Regions from separate parts of the Homo sapiens genome. Here regions 1, 3, 4 and 5 are each linked to region 2. The links are chromatin loops, found by intact Hi-C in ENCODE. Cell type or tissue: dorsolateral prefrontal cortex. All regions are shown on one strand.

Evidence for each region. A loop is a pair of places that touch in the nucleus more often than their neighbours do. Peaks named below come from ENCODE experiments on the same cell type or tissue, not always from the same donor. Only the 100,000 strongest peaks of a DNase experiment are listed, where the experiment ranks them.
Region 1: it touches region 2 in a loop (9-fold over the local background); 22 of 110 quality-filtered maps call a loop at or near these places.
Region 3: a loop joins it to region 2, with 7 times the contacts of the local background. A loop is called at or near these places in 54 of 110 quality-filtered maps.
Region 4: it touches region 2 in a loop (4-fold over the local background); 2 of 110 quality-filtered maps call a loop at or near these places.
Region 5: it touches region 2 in a loop (9-fold over the local background); 13 of 110 quality-filtered maps call a loop at or near these places.

What each region holds. Positions count from the first base shown.
Region 1 is chr4:104,013,299-104,018,298 of GRCh38, reverse strand. All of the region lies in intron 5 of LINC02503 (long intergenic non-protein coding RNA 2503), which reads right to left. Among named protein-coding and RNA genes, the nearest start is that of LINC02503, 54 kb to the right of the region's middle. In dorsolateral prefrontal cortex, CTCF peaks have their summits at 2,224 and 2,425 (motif pointing left); a DNase peak (open chromatin) is centred at 2,438; H3K27ac peaks cover 540 bases.
Region 2 is chr4:104,858,504-104,863,503 of GRCh38, reverse strand. No RefSeq gene overlaps it. Among named protein-coding and RNA genes, the nearest start is that of TET2, 290 kb to the left of the region's middle. In dorsolateral prefrontal cortex, a CTCF peak has its summit at 2,784 (motif pointing right); a DNase peak (open chromatin) is centred at 2,803; H3K27ac peaks cover 1,096 bases.
Region 3 is chr4:104,062,199-104,067,198 of GRCh38, reverse strand. No RefSeq gene overlaps it. Among named protein-coding and RNA genes, the nearest start is that of LINC02503, 100 kb to the right of the region's middle. In dorsolateral prefrontal cortex, CTCF peaks have their summits at 1,820 and 2,031 (motif pointing left); a DNase peak (open chromatin) is centred at 1,998; H3K4me3 peaks cover 1,047 bases; H3K27ac peaks cover 363 bases.
Region 4 is chr4:104,401,976-104,406,975 of GRCh38, reverse strand. No RefSeq gene overlaps it. Among named protein-coding and RNA genes, the nearest start is that of CXXC4-AS1, 86 kb to the left of the region's middle. In dorsolateral prefrontal cortex, no CTCF peak of the experiment used is centred here; no DNase peak of the experiment used is centred here.
Region 5 is chr4:103,993,237-103,998,236 of GRCh38, reverse strand. The region is part of intron 3 of LINC02503 (long intergenic non-protein coding RNA 2503); the gene reads right to left. Among named protein-coding and RNA genes, the nearest start is that of LINC02503, 34 kb to the right of the region's middle. In dorsolateral prefrontal cortex, a CTCF peak has its summit at 2,056; a DNase peak (open chromatin) is centred at 1,426; H3K4me3 peaks cover 892 bases; H3K27ac peaks cover 723 bases.

The sequences.
Region 1 (5,000 bases), 850 kb after region 2:
AGTAATAATTGTACATATTTAAGGGGTACAGAGTGACATTTCCGTCCATGTATACAAAGTGTAATGATCAAATCTGGCTAATTAGCATATCTACCACCGTGAATATTTATGATTTCTTTTTGTTGTGAACATTCAAAATCCTCCCTTCTAGCTTTTTGAAAGTCCATACTAAATTAGTGTGAACCATATCCATCCTACAGTGCTGCAGAACAATATAACTTACTCCATCCATCTAACCCTAACTTTGTATTAGCTAACCAACCCCTCTTTAGCCTCTCCTCTTTCCCACCCTTCGCAGCCTCTAATAACCAGAACTTTACTCTCCATTTCTATGAGCTCAATTTTTTTTAGCCTCCACATATGAGGGAGAACCTGTGGTATTTATCTTTCTATGCCTGGCATATTTCACTCATAAATGTCCTCCAGGCTCATCCGTGTTGTTGTGAATGACAGGATGTCATTCCTTTTTATTGCTAAATAGTATTCCATTGGGTACATATACCACATTTTTATTATTGATATATCCACTGATGGATATTTAGGTTGATGCCATATTTAGGCTATTGTGAATTTTCTAGGATTTTGAACTCTCTATTGAAAGATCTAGGTTTTTAAATTTATGTTTAAACATTATTATTTTTAACTACAAATATATATTTATGTCAGTAAATCAGTTGTGGTATGTATTTAGTGAGGGTATACTCTTTTCCTGAGGGTTTTATTTTTAAAATATGGATTAAAACTGACACAATCATAAATCTTAAATACCACATTCATGTTTCACAAAAAATAATTTTCCAATGATTTGCTTAACAAAAGACAAAACAATATTGTAAACTGTCAAAGAAGAAAGCAATCACAGTTCCACTGGGAGACAAAAGTGTCTTTCTTCTCTAAATACTGAAGCAATATCTGTACAATATCAAATGCATTTAAAAGGCTAATCAGACAGTTGCCATGATGGGAACAGAAGAGCCTACTTTTCTTCTTTCAAAATCCTGGGTAAGCCACAAATGAAAGGAAATGGAGTATCAGGGATAAAAATGGTTAAAATGCCTTTTTATAGCCTTTCCATTTTCTTTTGAAAAACATTTTAGGATGTAATAGTTAGTATTCCTAAAAGGACTTAAAATACTTATTAATTATAATAAATAAACCAAGCACCATGAACCCAGTTCCTAATTTTCAGAGTGCACAAGCATAGCATTGTTGATGCTATTTCTGGAATTTCTTTCTATTTTCATTTCAATTTTTTGTGATGACATCTTAGGATGGGGGACAGATCACTGATTTCCCTCAAGAAGAATCTTTATTTACTGGGTAACTTTTGCAACAAGTAATACATCAAAAAGAGGGAGCTATGTGTTTCAAGATACAAACAGGTATGATGGAGCAAGTTTTCGATAAATAACTGGCTAGATTATTTTAATTTCTGAACAGCCTAAGATTAAGATGCCCTATCATTATGCCACATTTCATTGTTCTTTCCTAATGGTTTACCTTAGAAAAGGTGCTCAAAATAAAATTGATGCAGTCCATAAATATTAAATGAATTATTTCCATATGCCAGGCACTGTTGCAGGTGGTCAATATGTAAACAGTAATAAATGAGACAGATGTAGCCCCATTCTTATAGTGCTGACATTTAAATAGCACACAACAATTGAATATTTAATGCCCCTAAAGAGGTAGACAAGATTCAAAAGAAAGTAAATAATGGAATGATATATTTTTACATTAGTAGAGTTAATAAAGTAGAATATCAAAAAGAGTATACTTAATTAAATTAATTAATAATTCCTCCCTCCACCTCTTGCTCTTTCTCTTATTTTTTACATATTATCTCTTTCATATTTACTCATAAATAATGAATTTGGTATGTATTACAAATGAAAAAATGCTTTTCCCTTACAGTTAAGTTATAAATTTGTAAATAACCTCAGAAACATGAGCAAATTTGTTACAGGTAAAATGAGTGAACATCACAGTTCTTTTCACTGAATTTCAGAAAAATTTATAAAGTCATCTATATGTGAACAATATTTTAAATGACTTGTAAGGACTGTCTAGAGGAACATAAAGAGTCTCATTTACTCATAGATGCTGATGAATCAATTTATCCCCAAGGCAATGATATTAGTATGTCACCTCTATAGATCGTCCTAGATGATTTGGCATATATTAAAAAAAAAGTGTACTCTTTCCTTATTGATTAGGAATTGATTCCTTATTGAATAGGCTATGTTAAAATTAGCATATCTAATCAATTATTTAATCCAATGAAAAATAATGGGAAATATACTAAAATGTTGTCTCTGCTAAAAATAAAAAAAAAATCAAGAGGAAAGTTATTTCTCACCAACTGCTTTTCTTTATAAAGAATAGTTCCAATACTTAGTGAATGATGGAAGAATTAGGCCATCTGCTGGCAAGTGGCAAACAGGCAACCTTTACACATCCAAACTCAACTAAAGCCACCTCAATGGTACTTAAGGGACTGAGGGAGTTGATTAGAAAAGGGAAGCATTATTTTTCCTTGTCCACATTAATTGGTAATCTTTCACGTTTAATATTTTCAATCGCAGTGATTTAACTTCATAACTTTAAACACTTTTAATAGTGGTAAGGGGCTACAACAGTAGGTAGTTATAACTCTATGGCATGCATCATTTATTTATTCACCAATATTGATTGATAGTCTGCTATGTATAAAGAAGGTTGTAAACATTAGGGACAGAGCAATATACACGACACCTTTCTTACTCTCACAGAACTAATATTTTAGATAGTCAGTTGTTTAATTAACATGCTAAATCTTAATTTTTTGAAGAGTGGAGTAGGCCAGGCGCGGTGGCTCACGCCTGTAATCCCAGCACTTTGGGAGGCCGAGACGAGCGGATCACGACGTCAGGAGATCGAGACCATCCTGGCTAACATGGTGTAAACCTCGTCTCCACTAAAAATACAAAAAAATTAGCCAGGCGTGGTGGCGGGCGCCTGTAGTCCCAGCTACTCCGGAGGCTGAGGCAGAAAATGGTGTGAACCCAGGAGGTGGAGCTTGCAGTGAGCCGATATCGCGCCACTGCACTCCAGCCTGGGTTACAGAGAAAGACTCCATCTCAAAAAAAAAAAAAAAAAAAAAAATAGTGGAGTAAACTGAGCTATATAGTTTCATAGTTTATACTAGATTCTACTTTTTTTCAATTTGGTTTCTAGAGAGAAAAACAATAATTCTTGAATCTCTGTTCTGGAAAATACTAGCTCATCATTTTGTCAGCCAATGTCAACCAAATTGAATAAATGGTGCTAAAATGCACTTCTGAGGATTCTTGGCCCTTATACATTTGACTGACTCTAATTCCAGTGATCTTCTCAAATTGTAGTAATCCATGGAAATGATAAATCTCCGTTAGCAGGGATTTTTTTTTTAAGTAGGCTTTCCTTGAAGCAATAACAAATGACTCTCCCTTCAATATGAAGGACAGAACAAGCATTCCAGCCTTGAGGATGTTTGCATCGGGTCATCCTAAATATAATGCATTGATGTTACTGCTGAAGCTTCTGCTAATACTACTGAACCTGTTATCCAGGAAAATTAAGGACTTCAATTTTCCAAGAACTTCAATTTGGCACCATTCCCAGGATTTTACTTGCACACACATACCACCACCCTTGCAGGTTCATTTCTAGTTCGTAAAACTCTGCGAAAGTAACAAATTATCTAATTAATATCCAAATTGCCTAATTAATACCCGAATCACCCAGTTAATATCAATTCTGAAACAGTTTTATTTCGTTTCTGTCAACATCTTTCTTCATGTAATTCTTTACGGTCTACTCCCTATTCCCATTTTTCTCTATAGATTTCATTCACAAACAACTTATGTTTCAACCATATAAGTTAATACATCTCTTTTATTCTTTCATCTAAATGGCACTAAACTTACTTCAAATCTTTATTGTTTGATTGCAATGGGCTTCTGAAGCCACCACAACATGCAGACCAAAAGAAGAGAAAGAAGGGAGATAGGATCCCCCAGGAGAATTTGTCTCTCAGGTTACATTTACATATTTAAAGGAGAAATATTTTCTAAGAGGTGCCACCTTCAAATATGTACTGGACCATGCCCGAAATCAAGAAATTAAACCTTTGAGATTTTTATTTTTAGTGAGCGAGATTCTGAGGCAGAAAAGATAACAACCACCAGAGTTATCTTCCTAAAACAGAAATGCAGGACTTTCAATATCCTTACATTGCCTATAAGGATTCAGACAACCATCCTTGCAGACTACATGCAGCCCACCTATTCTCCTAGCTTGTCCAAGGCACAGGAATAAGGAAAGAAGGGCTTCACAGAAAACATATACCTTGGAATCAAAAAGAGTCTTAAAACACCACACACACACACACACACACACACACACACACACACACACCTTATTCCAAAGCAAGAACATCTTTCCCAGTGATTAAGGCAGTGGTGTTGGGCATTGGATGCTGGGCATTGGAGGAGGAATTGCCTCAAGGGAGGAGCAGAACTGCACTTCAACATAACTAGGGCTTCATCTCAAGATGGTGGTGCTCATATCTCTCCAGGGTAGTGCAGTGTAGCACACTAGGGTATGAGTGAGGATGGTGCTGCTCTGCGTTAATAATTGAAAAGTGCCCATGGTTAAGATGTGACTTTTATGGGCCTTGAAGATAAAGATTATTTTAACTATGGGGACAGGAGGCAGGTTGGCTGAATGCAATGGGCTATGTCTCATGGATTTCTCAATGCTCTGTGTTGTTGTTGACACACATGTATTCTGCTATTAAAACATTGTATTATTTTGGATAAGGCACTTCACTTCTCTGAGTCTGACTTTTTCTGTTAGATAAAGATGATTGTAATACCTATTTCTTGGAGTGGCTTTGAGAAAGGGGTGAACTAATGCACGAGGATACGCGTTGTGTTTTAAAGCACTATACAAAGGTAAAATATTAAGCACTAGAAAGC
Region 2 (5,000 bases):
GGCCTCCCAAAGTGCTGGGATTACAGGCGTGAGCCACCGCGCCCGGCCGCCATTCCCCTATTTCTTTCCCTCTCTTTAGGCCTTTCTATTCTCTAAGGCACAGCAATATTGATTTTAGGCCAATTAATAACCCTGCAATGATTTCTAAGTGTTCAAGTGAAAGAAAGAGTCATGCATCTTTCAATTTAGGTGGAAAGTTAGAAATGATTAAGCTTAGTGAGAAAGGCATGTCCAAAGCTGAAATAGGCTGATAGCTAGTCATCTTGTGTCAAATGGTAGCCAAGTTGTGGATGCAAAGGAAAAGTTTCTAAAGGAAAAGTGCTATTCTAGTGAAGACCCGAATGATAAGAAAACAAAACAGATTATTGCTGATATGGAAAAAGTTTTAATTGGAGAGAAGATCAAACCAGCCACAGCATTACCTTAAATCAAATTCTAATCCAGAGCAAGGCCCTAACTCTCTTCAATTCTGTGAAGGTGGATAGAGGTGAAATGGCTGTAGAAGAAAAATTGGAAGCTAGCAGGAAGTTGGAAGAAGAAAACCTCACAAAAAAAAGTTGGTTTCTGAGGTTTTACGGAAAGAAGCCATTTCTGTAACATAAAAGTATAAGATAAGGCTGCAAATGCTGATGGAGAATTTGCAGTAAGTTATCCAGAAGACTTAGCTAGCTAAGATCATTGATGAAGATGGCTACACTAAACAACAGATTTTCAATGTAGTTATAAAAGCCTTGAAAGATGAAAAATCTTGAAAGAAGATGCCATCTAGGACTTTCCTAGATAGATAGAAGTAGAAGTTAGTGTTTGGTTTCTAAGTTTCAAAGATTGGCCCTCTTATTAGGGGCTAATGCAGCTGGTAACTTTAAGTTTAAGCTAATGCTCATTTAGCATTCTGAAAATCCTGGGGCCCTTAAAAATTAAGCTAAATTTACTCTGCCAGTGGTCTATAAATAACAGAACAAAGCCTGGATGACAGCACATTTATTTACAGAATGGTTCACTGAATATTTTAAGCCCACTGTTGAGACCTACTGGTCCCTTGAGATGGAGTCTACACCTGAGGGAGATGCTATGAAAATTGTTGAAATAACAACAAAGGATTTAGAATATTACAGAAACTGAGTTGACAAAGTAGCTGCCTAGGTTAAGGGGACAGAATCCAGTTTTGAAAGAGGTATTATGTGGGTAAAATGCTATCAAATAGCGTCACATTCTACAGAGAAAACTCTTGTGACAGGAAGAGTCAATCTATGCAGCAAACTTCATTGTTGTCTTACTTGAAGAAATTGCTACAGCCACCCTAGCCTTCAGCAACCCCTACCCTGATCAGTCAGCAGGGATCAGCACTGAGGCAATACCCTCCACAGGCAGAACAGTTAAGAGTCACTGAAGGCTAAGATGATTGTTAGCATTTTTAGCAACAAAATATTTTTAAATTAAGATATTTACATGGTTTCTTTAGACATAATGCTATTGAACATTTAATAGACTACCATATAGTGTAAACATAACTTTTATGTGTGCAGGGAAACAAAAAAATTATGTGACTCGCTTTATTGTGATATTTCCTTTATTGCAGCTTTCTGGAACAGAACCCACAAGATCTCTGAGGCATGCCTGTCCTTAATTTACCCTAATCATGGAGGTGCTTTTTATTTGTTTTAAAAGAAAGGAACATCATATTAATATAACCACTGAACTCACATAAATACAATATGTTCTTCAAATTTCTCTACATGGAATAAGAATAGAGCTTGCAATTTTTTTTTTGTATTTAACTGATAGTGTTTATGGATAGCATTTAACTGATAGCATTTTCAGAACAATGGGTTGAGTTGAGGGGTGCTGTGGCAACCATTATATGGAGCCAGGCTACTGATCTGTACACAGAATGGCCTCCTAGTCTTGGCAAAGCTTTGAACCTCATGAGTGGGCCAGCTAATAGAACACGCCAAGAGACCATAGTCTAGCTGCTGCTGGAGAGCTTATATTGACTGCTGACGTTGATAATTATTCTGTTAACTTATATCGAGAAATACTTCCTCTCTAAAACCCCTAACACAGAGCAAGAATTATAATATCTACATCATTTTAGTACATTCCACAAAATAACAAGTCATGTACTGTATGAGTTAACTGTTCCATGTCCTCTAAGCACTTAGGTGGAAACTTGGTGACCCCCAAATATACTGGAAAATATTTTTTTCCCTGAACTTTTCTGTAAGAATTCTTAGAAGGTAGAGTGTCTGATTAATATTCTAGCATAGCAATACAAGTTTAGAGCCCTTAGTTGTGTGGAAAATATCTTAGGAGAAAACTGTCACAGAGATTTAACCCTTGGGATAGTATTTAGAGTGGAAACAAAATAATTACCTAGAGTGTTAGAACATTTTCCTGATCTTAAGTTTCTTTGAAAATAATATATTTTGAGGTCAGTAAGTCAGAGACTTCTAAGAAATAATCGAGAGGACCCAAGTTTGATGCTCACTGGCTGTTGCTTACAATTTTAAACAAGATAGTGATTAAGCTCTGTACAAAAAAATATAAAGCTATATCATTAGAAGAAGCTTTGTCTTGGGTTCGTGAAATGTTTTGAAATAATGTTTGCAATGAGTAAACTAGTTTCATATTGGCATTGTGATATAAAGCCTTCTTTAAAACAAATAAGCAAACAAACAAACACATACCCCTTAGGCTTGATACGTGTAAATGGTAGTTTAGAAGATGCCTTCCTTTTAAATCCTATTTGGCCAGAGAAAAAGGCTGCAGTTCTACACATTTCCAGCAGGGGTCAATATGCTTTCATCATTACTGAATGCTCAGTGAGCAAGCAGCAGAAGTGTTGATCCTAATTGGAGCAGACACAAGGATCTTCTATAATCCTCTGACATCCTTTTCAAATAATAATTCTTAGGTGGGTGGTGGGCTGGTGGCTGCAATGCCAGTGCAGGCTTCTCTACAATGAAGCCTAACCATTGTCAATTATTTTTGATGTATGCTAGCTTAACTTAAGTCTCTTCTTCCTGGCTTTTCCAACCCACAGAAGGGTATTCTTCCTCCTAATTATTGTCACAGTACCTAGGATGGTCAGAACAAGTGTGTTATTTTGGCTTGATGTGCTCTCCAAAACCCATTCCTTTCCTTTCCTGCCTCTCTGTGCTCTTCCTACAAAGTACGAAGAGCAAGCATATACTTTCAGTCAAATATCTGAGGAGTATTTTACTTATAACCTTAATTGCCATAGTCATTGGACTTTAACTCATTAAATGCCAGCATTTGGAGGCAACTGGAGATATGATAATGAGTATATATGATTATAGTTGCATATATATAGCTTCCAGTAGGTTAATAATTGGGACTAAATCCTCCTCCACCCACACACTTTCTAATAATTTGTTCAGGGGCTCTGCCAGCCAGTGATATTCAGGGAACAAATTGTCATCCTTTATGTGCATTTTAAAGACTGGCGTTTGCTGGAGACTCACACTGTCGTGCAGAAGCTTGAGTTCTCTGAGTCAAAAAAAAAAAAAACAAAAAAAAAAACAATGTATGTCCTGCCCCACATTCGTAAGCTCATATTTTACTCTCCTTGGCCCTGACTACAGCCCTTTCTGCTGAGCGGGGAAGCGAATGTCTCTGTGTAGAGACATTTTCAGAAATCCGATTCTGGAGAGCTGAGGAGTGTTGCGGCAGGAATGTATTACCAGGACACTTAGAAGGTGGTTAACTGCTTGAGTGCTGCTGCCTGCACTAGAGAGAGAAGGGAGGGACCGCAGTTGTAATATAGCTCCAGCTCCACTCAGCTTAGCCAAAGTGGGGTTTTAAAGCGGTGCCCTCATATATCTCTGTAGGTAGTCGGGGGTGGGGGTGTCATTTGCAAGGTAAAACATAGGTAAAAAGTAAGGACAGAGTTAGCACGGCAAAAGCAGCAGTTATTTATCTTGAACTAGGTTCACAGGGATTGAGATAATTTTCCACTTATATAGAGCTTGAGAGGCTCCTAAAAATAAATATTCTATCACAGATTTCAGTCAGATAGAAAGGAATATATTCATTCCTACATGTAGGTACATTTTAAATGTTCTCTTTAAAATTGTGGAGATTTCTTTTGCTTTCAGAGATTACCAGTACCCTTTAATGAATCAATAATAAAAACAAATTCATTTATCTCTGTTATTTGCAAATCTTGCTTTAAAATTCATATTTAAGCAAAGCAAGTGATGAAATTCTTTGATGGGACTACTCCTTATCTCCTTTACTTTAATTCTATGTTTACTTTAAAAACAAAACTTACATACCTTCCTCAAATTTAGAGTAAGGTATGAGGCATAAATGTAAGTTGATGGAGAGGACAGCAGCTATTTCAGCTTGGGTCTGACAGCCATCTGACAGGTGATACTCTATGTCTCTGACGGATAGTCAAGAGAAGCTGGGAGGAATTTTGAGCTCATTCTTGGCAGTTGCAGCAGCAGATTAATTTATTTTTTTTAAAGGTCATCGTTAGCATGAATGGAAAAATGGGTTGGATGCCTAATAATGCATCTCTTAAAAGAAGCATATATTTATTTAGTCAAGACGTATTTATTGAGTGCCTACTATATGCCAGACACTGATAGAACTATTGGGCTATATTGATGAATAAGATAGGCAAGGGCTGTATTCTCATGGGGCTTACATTCTGCTTGTTAAAATACACATGCTTTGAAAGTGTATAAGTATATGTTCTAAAAAAAACTTCAGTGCATTTTTATTTCCTCATTTCACACATTTGCTTCTTCATATTTAAAATGTAGGCTGAAACACTCCTTATATTCTTTGAAGGTGAAAAAAATATATCACTGCAGGGTGAACTACAGAATTTCAGTGACTACAGAAGTGCTTCAAAACCTAAATTGGGAACAGAGTGGATGTAAAATGGTTTACAAATAATTAGCAGATTAGGATGCTTTTTAGTTACTGCGTCCATTCATAAAACTGAGCAAAGTGTGTCTGGAGCAGCT
Region 3 (5,000 bases), 800 kb after region 2:
TATTTCACTTAGCATAATGAAATTTTCAAAGAACTAGTACTCTAAAACCTGTCTGGTTTTAGGAGTACATTTGATGAGATGTAGTTTTTTCTCTGTTATTATTATTGAACATATAGTTGATTATAATAAATTCCCCAATATTTGGTCCCTAAATCAGTTTCAAATTCTTAGTATTAAAAAAATGAAGTTGATATGATTGATTAAAAACAAATTATAAATTGAAAAACCATAAATTTATAAAATAAATTAGAAAAATGCAGTTATTAAAAGAAAACCTTAGAGATGCTGTGTCTGATTAATATTTGTATACTTTCAATCTTTGTACACTTTTGTGGCAGAGATTGCTAATTGCCTTATCAATATTCATTACCCTTTTCTTCTATTAAAAAAATAGGCATTATAATTGAAGCTATGGCAACGAACCATGACATTTCCAGTCTCTTTTCTTGCCGGGTAGGGTCACATGACCAATTCTGGCCAATGGTATATGAGAAAAGTTGAAGTGTGCAACCTCTGAAACTTGCTTGCCCTCAAAAGAAAAGGAGCATACAAAGTATTTTCTTCTTGTTTTACCCTTCCCACAGGCTGTAAGGTAGATACTAACTGATTTCAAGCAAGCTGATGAGGTAAGAGTCTAGAGATGGCAGAACAAAAGGAATGAAAGTGTTTTGTGTCCCTGACACCTCTAGGGCACCTTACCAATCCCAAACCACCAGAAGAGTTTCATCACAAAGAAATTAATATTAATCTTGTTTCAGTCAATATACTTTAGGATACCTTGTTACTGTGGCTTACACTACATCCTAATGTAACTTAATTTTAGTACTGTGAAGAATGTGATTTCTCATAAAGTTTTTAGGATGTTTGAGCATGGTCATTCTTGTGTTTTTTCCTCAGTAGACTAGTAAGTGTCAGTAGTATTTTAGAACCAGATTTGTCTACAGTTTATTTCACGCTAAAGCTCTGATAACTGAGATATATGCTAAATATAATTATTACTTTGTAAAATAGAAGTGATACGATAAAATAATTTTTATGTTTGTCCAAAAATGTTTGCCACCCATTAATGATATCAGACCGTACTGATGAAAATTTTGTTAATTTGAAGAAACTTTCAGGCATTTCTTCGCCCCATCCTCTCTTACACCTCTCTCAACGGCTTGCTAAGAATTTTTACCACGTATTCGTACATTTACAAAATAAGAACTTTGACAGCACAGGAATTGCAGACAATGAAGGGTGTATTCTAAAGGCCTTTTCAGGATGCATAAGCTTCTCAATGGTAGAGCAAGTTTTATTCACTGTCATTCTACATCAGATGTAGAAACATAGTTGGTATGAAACAGTGTAATGTGATTTATTACTATAAAAGAAATTATAGCATAAATATAAGGGGTGTTGTTAAAGTATTTAGATATAAAACTACTTATTTTGCTTCTGCTTTGACTTTCTGATTTCTTATAATGGTGTAGTCTATAATTCCTTTCACTACTCTTTCTCTTTTCGTGCATTATCCCAGCAAGCTTTTAAGTTATCTATTGCTAAATGAGAAATATTTAGTAGCATGCGAGACAGTCACTGTTCTTTTTATGATAACTAACCTTCATGTAAAAATCTCCTTTTCCAGGTTTTTGTTTATTTCGATTGTAACTTGCCTTTGAAGCTCTTCACTTGCTTAATAATGTTAGTTCTTTCTGAGACATAAAACAAACAAAAAACATCCCGCAAAAAAGAGCCTACTTCCTTTGTTTGTGTTTTAAATAACTAGGCATTTGTGAGGCTTTTAAAAACACTATTTAAGTTTCTTAATAATAAAATTCTTCTAAGATTCCCATTTACTTTCCTTTTAGATTTTCCATGGTACATGTGATGCTGTATAATAAAAGAATTGGAGGCAGGATTTCTAATGAGTTAGATTGGATTGAAGCATGACAGGGACAGGGGTTGTCTCTCAGAACACTTCTCACAGGCTGCAGGCTCTGAGGCCAATACTGGGAGGGAGCATATCAGGAGGGGTCTGCCCCCTGGTGGATTCCAGCAGAGAATTTCTGATTATGTCTATTATTTCAAAAATAGATCTTCTCTTCCACTCCCTGACGTTTGTCAAATTTGAATTCTTGTGTGTTTCTGAAGCTGATAATATTAATTTTAATCTCTAATACTTGTTCTCATCCAGACAACTAAGAATTAATTTGGAAGTCCCCACCCAAAGAGGACAGAGGATTTGCCTGGAAAAAATTTTTCCTTCCCTCAGGCAGAAGAAAACACAGGAAAACAAATATGATCTAGCCAAAGCTATCCCTGCCTAGACATAGGTGTGTCTGAGCCAAGCAAGCATGTGGTCTCATAAAAGGTTTCCGAATGGAAGTGCTGTGAATCGCATCATACATAAGCGAGTCAGTTAATTCCCCACGGCTCAAGACATCCTCTCATTGATTTATGATGATTCTGCAGCATAGCCCACTAAATTGCTGAGGATATGCAGTGAACTCGGAGAGCTTAAAGAAATCTGCCTCATGGACAAACCTTATTTTTTTTTAATAAAAATGTTTTCCACACTCAAGATTCTACCTTTTTTTCCTGCCTGATTTTAAAATATGTACCTGAGTTTCAAGTACAGTTTGAATCATTCAGTATGCACTTTTATTTTTATAAGCATCAATATTTAAAGAAACTACTAATCTTAAGGATGATTTCTTTAGGAAGAGTTATTTTCCTTTCCATCCTTTTCCCCTTCCTCTTTGACATTTTCTTTTCTACGCTTCCCCAAACATTTCTCCTTTCTAACTTAAATTTCTTTTTCTCTTTAGAGATCTAGCCTAATTGCCCTCTAGTTTTATAATAAAACAACTTCTTCTTGCCTGGAATGGTTTTCCTAATGCCTATAAATGTAAATAGCTTTTAGTGCCAGTATACTAAGTCTGTGGCTGAATGTTATACAGCCTACGATTATCATACCCCATACCTGCTTCTCAAATCTGCAGGAAATACGCTATGTCGCTATTTGAAACAGTTCTACTAAATCAGTTTTTCAATTATAACATATTTTTATACATTCAAGGCCTAGGAAACCTTACATTTAACTTAAAGAAATAGAATGAACCATTAAAGCCACAGCAAAATTTACTAGTTTAATGATGGCATTTCAAAAATTTGGTAATATGAAATGAAAACATGGACTGAAGAAAGAAAGTTTGATGATGAAAAAACAATGGATTTCCTATTCCCTAAATAGGCACAAGTTAATATTTTAGCTTTATAGAATTATTCACATTTTTGCAGCTTTCTTCTGTCTCAGCTGTTAATTAGTAGGAATAGAAATCACATCTACCTTTTTTACTCTTTGATATGGTGTATTTTATTAGTTTGAAAGACTATTAACTAGGCAATGAAAATGCAAATTTCATCCTATATAGCATCTTTCAGCCCAGAATCTAAAAGTCCTGGCTGCTTTCTTTTTTCTTCCTCACTTAGCTTTGTGCCTTGAATGGCATCTACGTGGATTTGAAAGCACTATTTTTGCCTTTACAAAACCCTGGAATCGTCCCTTGCAATCACAGGATGCATGCACTCTCTAAATAAGTCCCTGTTTTCTAAAGGAGATATTGCTTCAGGCTGTAGGATCTTCACATTGAACAAGGCACAAAGAGAAATGGACCCTATGTCTAGGCCATTCTATTCAATCATTCATTTTCAAGAAGGACAGACAAGTCAGGCAAAGGAAGAATGAACACATAAGCAAGCAGAGTACACTTGCTTTAGTTTCTATTTAGGAGAGTACACACAGGATTACTTTCATAACACACATCTTTGTCTGAGTCATAGCATTTAAAAACATTGGTAACAAAAGAATAAGGCTTTTATTGTAAGCTTTTATTTTGTCAACATATCACAACTAACCTGGCCTCCAGAAATATAAAGATATATAATCCAACAGGAAAATTTTTTTAACGTTTGATGTCATTTGTGTGAATAAGAGTTGTGTTTTTTGTCCAGTTTCAAGTATAACATATACACTAAAGCAAGATGCCAAAACTTTTCATATTATGTAAAGAAACATTGTTATAAAATAGTAGCCTAAACCAGGTGCAGTGGCATGGTGAGGTAGTCTAAGTTAAACTGGAGGCAGATGTGGGAGCATCACTTGAGCTGAGGAGTTTGAGGCCAGCTGGGCAACAAAGCAAGAACTCGTCTCTAAAAAATGAAATGAAACAAAGGAAAATTCCAAAGGCTCCAGAAATTCTATTAATAGGGCAGGATACAAAAAAATCAATGACGGAAGAAGGTTGTATAAAGTCAAATAATGTTTATTTTGATCGCTCAAACATTGATATCTATCAAAGCTCTCCTATTAACATAAATGTATAAGATGAAATATATAAAATAAATTCAAATATATTTTTATAAATATCTATCAATTATATATTAATAACCATATATCTTAGAACTCAACTAGTTCTGCTCTTTAATAACTGTATATTTTAGAAATCAATTAATTCTGTATCTGATGAGCGGGATGCCAAAAATTCCCCCAAATAAAATAAGATGTTATTCCCACATTTCATCTATTTGGGCTATCAAATTGGTACCTTTGTGTGTTTACATGATTTACATGTGACATGCTCTCAGAAATTATATTTATGTGACTGAGCAAGATGGAGTTCTCATTCAATATGACATCATTCAATTAAAAAGTAAAACAAAATCCAGTCCAGCATGTTAGTTATAATTCAAATAATTGTTCCCATTAGAATATTTCTAGATTATATCAAATAGAGAGGTATGCAGTTTCACCTAGATGAATCTAACTTTATCATAAAAATTACTGCTAAAAAATATAATACACATTTTGGGTTGGGGTAGGGGCAGACAGACAAGAAACACTAAAATACACAAAGGTAATTTTCTTCAAAGTGAGGTCAGATACATTCATTATATATAACCAAAAGTTGAGATGATATTTAAAGACCACAATAAACTAATATATTAAAAATATAATT
Region 4 (5,000 bases), 460 kb after region 2:
ATGCAAGGATCCTGAGACCCCAACACTGCCTAATTATAATGCCAGACCAGAAAACTTCCCCAGACTTCTACAGGAAAGAGAAATAAACTGTCTGCAGTGTTCTGTTTTTATGTTTTTAAAGTGTTTAAACTGTTTTTATGTTCTGTATTTAGGGTGTATTCTCAAGGTCTCTCTCTCTTCCTCTCTCTCCCCCAAACAGGTATTCCAACTAATAGTGTGAGAGCTGAATTTCAAATTCAAATCGGGTTTAAGAGCCAAAGCTTTTAAACACTGTAATACGTCCAATTAAAAGTGTTGTTTGGTAGGATTATCAAGATTATTTCTGATTTAGGAATTTTTCCAGTTAGTAATTTATATCCATAGAACTGTTAGATCAACTAACTTTGGCAAATAAAAACAACAAATAGAAGATAAATATTGGCCGGTTACAGTGGCTCACGCCTGTAATCCCAGCACTTTGGGAGGCCGAGGTGGGCAGATCACAAGGTCAGGAGATAGAGACCATCCTGGCTAACATCGTGAAACCCTGTTTCTACTAAAAATACAAAAAAATTAGCCGGGCATGGTGGTGGGCACCTGTACTCCCAGCTACTTGGGAGGCTGAGGCAGGAGAATGATGTGAACCCGGGAGGTGGAGCTTGCAGTGAGCCAAGATCGTGCCACTGCACTCCAGCCTGGGCAACAGAACAAGACTCCGTCTCAAAAATAAATAAATAAATATATATATAAATGAATAAATATTGTAGGAGAAAGTATAGGCTCTACTAATTTTTTTTTCTGAACTAATTTTCCTTAATTACTTAACTTGCTAGAAATATGCAAAATATCACATGGTTAGCTGATCTGTTTCATCGCCTTCACTTTATACATTTGGTTAATATTTATTCCTTCAAATATCTCTGTATTGTTTCCTGATTGTGGGTGTCCATCTATTTCTTTTTTTTTTTTTAATAATTTCTAATTTCTTAGAGTTCTTATACTGTTCCTTGCCCTGCCTCATCAATATTAGATAACTTCAAGCTCTCAAATGACTCCAAGAATTTACAAATCACTCCTATAAATATGCTCAATTAATCTAAAGTAGTTGGCAAGTAAAACTTTAAATAAAAAATGTACATCCAAAAATATGTGGAGACTTCCAGTTTCTGATTTAAGATAGAAGTAATTTGGAAGTAGTCACTCCCATCATCACAAGAGAAATGGCAAACAAGCTGAAAATCAATAAATCTTAGGTCCATCAGAGAATTGAGGTCACAGAGAAAACTGCTATCTCAAAACTGGAGAAACAGGTGAATTCAGAGAATCACAGCTTACTGGGAACAGAAGCCACTTCTGGGTTCTAATAGTAACAGTTAAAGGGTAATTGACTACTTGCCAGAGATTGTGTGTGTATTGATTTGAGAAATTAAAAGTCAAAACCCAAAACAAACAAACAAAAACTCCTGGGGACTCAATCTTAGGGGGAAGGGGGAGCATATGCTTTTGTGCATTTTACCTCCAAGAGCCCCACCATATTCTCAGAGTGAAAAATAAGAGATATATGCATTCATGCTTCTGGCAGGGAAGGGGGAAAGTAACTATTCTGAAATAATCCTAGAGTGCTCTCTTCTCCTAAAAAATTACCTGCCCACAAGGAAAACTATTTTAGCAGAGCCTAATTGACTGAGTTTTACCAGCACCTAATCAACCTGAAAAAGAGAAATACCCAACACTAGTCCCCTTGAGTTTTCCTGTCTCACATGAAGAGGGGAAGTAAAAAGGCTGAGAAGTGCTTGTAAAAGTTACAGCCCAAGGACACAGACTCCTTAGAAGACCAAGATCTAACAGTAAGGTGGTAGTATCTTCCTGCCATCTTACCACCACCTCAACACCACCGCAATCAAGCTCCTGTATATTAATGGGGGATTATCGCTGAAAGAACTTCAAGCATCAGACCCTATTTAAGAAGGAGTCTTTAGGAAAATCCACAGGCAACAGGGGAAACAAAAACAAGGTCACTAGAAGAAATATTAGCCTCTGACACAACAGCTACAGCAAACAGTAAATATAACCCAACTCAGCTGGCTAAATATAAAGGATCACATTTAAGTCCTGTGTAGTTTGGTCCTTTTACCCAGTATAAAGTCTGGCTTTCAGCAAAAAATTACATGGCATACTAAAAAAAAAAAAAAAAAAAATCATAGTCAGAAGAGACCAAATAAACTTTAGAATCAGACTCAGATATGGCAGAGATTTTGGACTTTATCAGCCTGGAAATTTAAAACAACTATTTCTGTCATTTCAGCCAGTTCAGCCAGGTTAAGAACTCTTGTTGGAATCTGGCGCGGTCGTTTGGAGGACATATGATACTCTGGCCATTTGAATTACTGGAGTTCTTGTGTTTGTTCTTTCTTATTTCTGCATGTGGGTGTTCCCTTAACTTCAGTGTTGACTGAGTACCGTTAATAGACTTATTTTCTGGATGTTTTTACAGGGCGGAGGCGTAGCCAACAGATGGCAATTCTAAGAAAGAATCAAAAGGAAATGGTAGAAATAAGCCACACTGTAATGAAATGAGCAATGCCTTGGATGGGCTTATCAGTAGTAGCCTTGTCATGGCCAAGGAATAAAATCAACGAGTTTGAATATATGTCTCTAGAAACTCCTCAAATTGAAAGGCAGAAAGAATCAGGAAAATACATATATGAAGAAAACTATAAAACTTTGTTGAGAGAAAACCAAAGAACTAAGAAAATGGTTCTAAGAACTACTTATTCTTAGTTCTTAGTTTTAAGAACTAAGAAAAGCTATTTCATGCTTATAGATAGGAAGGCTCAATATTGTCAATATATAAGTTCTTCCAGCATTGATCTATAGATTCGTATACATCTTGCACAAATGGTACTGTGTTTTCAGTTTCAAATTCCACTTGTTCATTGTTGGTATATACAAACTTTTGTATATTAGCCTTGTATCCTAAAACCTTGTGATAACCACTTAACAAACTCTTAAATACCAACAATAGGAAAACAAACAACCTCATTTTAAAAATGGGCCAAAGACACAGAACTCCCACCAAAGAGGATATTTAGATGGCAAACAAGCATATGAAAAGATGATCCACATCATATGTCATCAAGGAAATGCACATTTAAAAAATTGATATACTACTACACAATAATTAGAATAGCTGAAATCCAGAACACTGACAACACAAAATGCTGGCAAGGATCTGGTGGTACAAGAACAACTCTCATTCATTCCTGTTGAGAATGCAAAATGCTTTCAGCCACTGTGGAAGGCAGTTCGGCAGTATCTTACCACAATACATATACTCTTGCCATACCATCTAGCAATTTTGCTTCATAGCATTTATATAATGCACTTAAAAACTCATGTCCACACACACAAGAAACCTGTACATGGATGTTTACAGCAGTTTTATTCACAGTTCTCAAAACTTGGGAGCAACAAAGTTGTCCTACAATATGTGAATGAATACATAAGCTTTGGTACCTCCAGACATCCAGACAATGGAATATTATTCAGTGCTAAAAAGAAATGAGGTATCAAGCCTTGAAAAGATACAGAAGAAACTTCAGTGCATAATAGTAAGTAAAAGCAGCCAATCTGAAAAGTCAACTTATTGTATGATTTCAATTATGTGACATTCTGGAAAAGGCAAAACTCTGGAGACAGTAAAACAAATAATGGTGGCCAGGGGTTAGGGAGAAGGGAGGGATAAATACACAGAGCACAGATAATTTCCAGGACAGTGAAACTATTCTATATGACATTATAATAATGCATGCATGTGCTTATAAATTTATTCAAACCCAAAGAATGTACAACAATAAGAATAAACCTTATGTGTCAATTTAGGTATATAAATAGTAATAACTGCATCACTCGGTGGTAAGATGTTGATAATAGAGGGAGCTATATAGGGACGGGAGCATGGAATATATGAGAAATCTATGTATCTTCCTATTAATTTTGTGTGAACCTAAAACTGCTCTAGAATTAAGTTTACTCTTTAAAAAAAGAAAAAATTAAAGTATTAATTGTATAGAAAAATATGTGAATGTGTATTTTTATTGTAAGCTCAAAGAAATGTAAAAATTGCTATAATGTAATCCAAACCTTATAAAGTGGAAAAATTCACTGCATTGTTAAATTCTATATTCTTTCTTGCCCTTTTATTCATAGATATCATTTAAATTATATGTTTGGTAATATTAAACAATACTGATTTTTAGGGTGTTTGAAATATGCTTATTTTTAAGACTTCTACAACTATTCTTGAAAAAATATTAATATAGTCCCTGCTGTACCTCTATGTGGTGCGTCTTTATCTTTCACAAAGATTATTATTATACTTTAACAAATATTCTTCCAATATTTGTGTTTTACAGGCTAGTGCTAGAATTATTTGGATTGCCTCTGAGAGGAAAGTGGCAAGCCTACTTCTCAACTGCTATAATATGTACACTGCTATAATATGTAGAGTGGTGGAGGCTATAAAGTATTTAGGTTCTAGTCAGTTGGTATGGATATAATTCTTGAATCTCTGTCAAATGGCTTCATAAATAACTATTGCTAAGTCAGTTTGGCAAAATGATATTGATAATTATTAGCAATTCATGGCACAGCAGTCAGTTTAATGCTATAATAACGAAGGTCTGCATAAGCCAGCTAATACCACTTCTCTATTTATTACAATCCTTTTGTTTGTTTGTTTGTTTGTTTGAGATGGAGTCTCGCTCTGTCATCCAGGCTGGTGGAGTGCAGTGGCGCCATCTCGGCTTACTGCAAGGTGCGCTTCCTGGGTTCATGCCATTCTCCTGCCTCAGCCTCCCTAGTAGCTGGGACTAGAGGCGTTCGCCACCATGCCTAGCTAATTTTGTTTTTGTATAATTTATATGACGTAACTGCAAATACTTTAAAACCAAACCTTAACAATTTTTAAATATTTCCCTACCTTTTCTCTCTCCCTCTCTCTCTAGTATTTATATTTATTT
Region 5 (5,000 bases), 870 kb after region 2:
ACCTTTCTCCATTCCATAAGGAGTGGTCTCTACACTCCTTTTGGACAGCTCACTTTTATAATAGCTACTAGTTCAATTCTTACTAGTATTCTTTCCACACAATTTTGAATTTTGAATTGTGTGGGAAAAAGACTAGTAAGTACATTAAATTTCATAGTCATCAAACTAGAAAAATTCTCAACAGGACATCTAGTCCCTGCATCCACCTGTGGAGAAAATCTCAGATAATGGTGAAATGCCCAATAAAATTCCAGACTACTAAAATTGCCATAGGAATAATGGCTTAAATCAACTTTTTAGTTTCACTCGATTTCTTAATAGATTGGTTCATAATTAATTTCATTCTTTGTGCAGTGGAGAATATATTCATCTCATTGATAATGTTTTACATAATACTGTCCATATATACTTGGCCTTGAACTAACCAATTTGGAAAATAGGAAGAAAACATTCTCATTTCCCTGCTTTCTCTCAAACATGAAATAGTTTCTCTCTCTCTCCATGTATGTGTGTGTATATATATATGTGTGTGTATATATATATATATATATACACACACACACTCTAATACAACTTGTCTTTGTTTAAAGTCAATTTGCTAGCTAAATTAGAAAAACAAAGACAATGTGTGTATAAAATTTAATAGCAAAACAAGAATTCAAAAATGCTTATGGAATGTATATAAGAATGGAAGAAAAGGAGAAAGAAGACAAAAGCAAAAAAAAAGGATGGTGGGGAAGGGATGGGGGATGAAGAAGGAAGGGAGGGAGGAGGAAGGGAAGAAGAAAAGAAAGAAATATATTTTCAATTTATATATATGATTTCTGTAGTAGACCCATGATGATTCCTAATAGTTGAAATTATTTAAAATAACGCCTATGAATAAATTTTATATTTAGGTAGGCCAGTTCTATTTTATTTACCAATAAAGAAAGAGAAAATGATAAAATAAGAGAAGAAAATCAATCCTATTAGTGAGGAAATGAAGCTGAAATTTTCTACACTGTTTCTATGAGCCATTAAACATTTTTTAAAATTTCTCTGATTGCAGATTTAATAAAAATTTGTCTTCAGAAACTGCTGATTTTAAAATAATTTCTTACTATTGAGAATACAGCACTGCAAAGACAATACTTGTTTGGATAAATTTCTACAGAATGCTGAGATTTTTTTTTTTTTTTAAAGACCCTTCTTAGTAGCTAGCAGGGAGGAAAAATGATAACCCCTGATTTTCTCCAAACATCCACGTATCATTCCCCAACCTGGACCTGGAAATAGTTTTTATAGCTTGAAAAAAATGTCAGAAACATCTTCCGTTGAATTTAAAGGCTGTCTTCATGGTCATGTGAAAGGATTAGGAGAGCTGTGGGAACAAGCAGGTCTGGAATGTGCTTCAAAAGCTGCAACTGTAAAAGATGAGTCATGGCTGTGGGGCCAGTCAAGCTGAGACAAGAAGAGTGTTGTGCAGGCAGCACTCAGCCTTGAAGGATTTACACAATAAAAAATAAATAAAATAAGTCTGTTGCTATGAAATGCAGGCCATTGAAGGCTTAAATTTTAAAATGCTTTAATGTCTTTGTGTCTGCTTTGTTAGAAAGAAACAGAAAAATCTGTATTTCATAAATAATTTGGGTTATTGCCAATGGGGAAAGGAAACGTAGTGATTATTTTAATGGCAAATAAATTTATCGAGCTTTTTCTAAGCAGCAAGACCTCAATTATCAGTAGCAGCAAATAAAACAGCAGAAATGCCTGATAAAAGTCAGGGTAGAACTCCCTTTATCTATTCTTTATTCAAACTAAATGGGACAGTTAATGTTGTGCCTTGAGCAGGATCTTTGTAGTAAATTGGCCGTTTTCTTTTCCCCCAACACATTCTGGGATGCCTTTCAGGACAAGTAGACAAAGGAATTAGTATCTGTCCCTTTAACAGGGATTGTCTCTCTATGCCTGTCCTCCAACTCCCTGGCTATACTCCTGTCAAATGTTTTATAGGGATTAGAGGAGGAAATAGGACTAATGGATTTTCGTCTGAGACTTGATCTTCTAGTGCCATCTATTGCTGCTTTTATTTTTAACTTCCATGGCCAAGTTTTCATTAAAGGTTCAGCAATTCAGGACTATTTTTAAGTCTTAAATGATTGATTAAATTAAACACAGAGCCAATTAAATTCTCATCTCATATGGAGTGACTTTTAGCAATATTTTTCTGCTAAATATAATGAAGGAAAATGCACATATATGATCTAAGTTTGTACTGGAACTAAGGCTAGGTCATCCCAGTTCTGTTTTGTTTTCTTTAAAACCCTCCTTTTAAGTCTGAGTTATCAAGATAATTATCTCAATTATTTAATCTGAGTGACTCCATCGATATTTAATGGTCTCATCAAGATTAGATCTGCCCAAGCATCTAAGAATATTGGTGGGGAAAAATGTAGAAGTTGTAATTTCTTATTTTTCAGTAAAAATGGAATTTTATCTCATTGTGCCTAAACTTCTATTCCAAATTATTCTCTCTCCCTTCTTGTCTGCAAAAAGAGTTCTATTAGTACTAATATTTCATTTATATGAGCAAAGGGAAAAGTGGAAATGAATAACTATCTAATGTCTTTGATTGCTATAGGTAACAATTTTCCTGGGCAAGAAACCCTACCCCACCTTAATCTGACAATATTTTCTATTCTGAATTATAAAGGTAATTTTATTTATGCAGACAAAGGTAACACTGATTAAATAATCTAAATTCTAGCTTCTAACAACAGGTCATGGAAATTCTGGCTTATCCTGTCAGTTAAACATTAAAACAAAGTGTGCCTCCCATGTTAAATGCATGTGTTCAAAAGATATTTTGCTAAAGTTGTCATTCTTGACTTCTACTTGGCAATGTTTTGACAGGATATTCTCATCACGTCAAAACTAGCCGTGATTGGCCGGGCGCAGTGGCTCACGCCTGTAATCCCAGCACTTTGGGAGGCCGAGGTGGGCGGATCACGAGGTTAGGAGATCGAGACTATCCTGGCTAACACGGTGAAACCCCGTCACTACTAAAAATACAAAAAAATTAGCTGGGCGTGGCAGCGGGCTCCTATAGTCCCAGCTACTCGGGAGGCTGAGGCAGGAGAATGGCGTGAACTCGGGAGGCGGAGCTTGCAGTGAGCGGAGATCGCGCCCCTGAACTCCAGCCTGGGCGACAAGCGACAAAGGGAGACTCCGTCTCAAAAAAAAAAACAACAAAAAAACTGGCTATTATTCATGACTGTTGATCGACTGCAAAAAATAATGGTTATTCTAAAAACGATGAGAGAAGTGAAAGACCTCCTTATTTTCTTAAGAATTATTATTTCACAGGCTATTTTTTTGTTTCTTTGCTTTTTGCTTGTGTGTGTGTGTAAGTTTGGTTGTTTTTTATTAAGTGCCAACTGAGGGGAGCACACTGAAGAATAGAAACTATGGTCTGACAGGGTAAAATAAATGAACAAATCATAATGAAAAACAATTATTTTTTTTCAAGCATCTGATAGGTGTGTGTGTAATATGGGGAAAAGTCATATTGTAAATATCTTCCCAATATATCATACAAATAATTAAAACCGCCTTAAGTTGTTAGGTTTTGCAATCTTCCCTCCTTCGTCATCCTTCCTTTTTTCTTTCACAATAGTTAGAAAATTTTACATTCTAGCTCAGAATATAATACTTGAAATATATTTTCCTATTTTAAGCAATAAAAACATTAAAGAGACAAACTTTCACACTGTGGCTTAGAGAAAGATTATCAAGACTAAGAACAAGATGTGGAAATTGCTTAGAAGTAATGGCTATCTGCCACATTCTGGTGGTAAAGGATAAAACAGCAAAATGGACATAATTTTATTAAATATTTCTGACTGCAAAGGAAAATTTGTTAGAAAATAACAGGTAAATCAATCCGTTGGGGATACCATTATTATCAGTTTTATTAGAGAACCAGAAGAGGGCACTCACCTCCTGCAAAAGATAGCAAACTAACTAGAGCAAGCAATTGGATATGTCTTCAAATAAATAAAAACAAAGGATTCTAGTGTAACATTCATTATAGAGCCTTCTAGCATACTTCATGATAAATGTATAATTGATGATGTTCTATAATATCAAATAAATACTGAAAATATATACTACATTTGTATTACTTCAGTGGTAGCTCAAGACATTAAGTTGCTTTTTTTTTTAATATTACCATCCTTTTCCATGGTTTCATATTGAAATAAGGATTTGAGAATGATGTAATTTACTTGTATTTATTTGTTTTTCTTATTTGATTAAGAAGAAAAGAAAAGCTATGACTAGGTTCCAAAACTAACTACCACAATAAACAGTTGCCCAAAGAAAGTTTTTAAGATATTTTCCAGGGAATTCTCTGTCTCTGTGTCTCTCTCTTGATATTAATAGAGATATCGATAAAAGTTATATATACAGATATATGAATATGTATGTCTGTATAAATATACATATATATACATGTGTGATCTGAGCATTAAGTTAATTATCATCTAAAGTTATCCAAAACCTTGAAAAATGAAAGAAAAGTTGTATATTCTTCAGTTGTTTGGTATAGAAATTTATTAATAAAAATTAAGTCAAATTTGGTGATAGTGGTTTTATCTTTTCCTGTTGTCTTCTCATCTGCTACAAGGGTGGTGTTGAGTTGTCTCTGTTTCCCTTTCTTTCATAATCATATCATGTATTTTGAAGCTCTTATGTTTGGTGCATTAATATTTAATATTATTTTGTCTTCCATTTAAATTGTTTTTTTAATATTTGTGAAACTTTCTTCATCTCCAGAAAATTTTCTGTCCAAATTCTGGGTTCTAAAATTAATTACTACACAGTTTGACTGAAGAAAGTCTTCAGGACATTCTCTAAGGAATTCTCTCTCTCTGTCTCTCTCTTGATAGTGGTTAGATACAGATATAGATAGATACAGAAGATATATAGATATATGCATTCATAAATCAAGACCCATA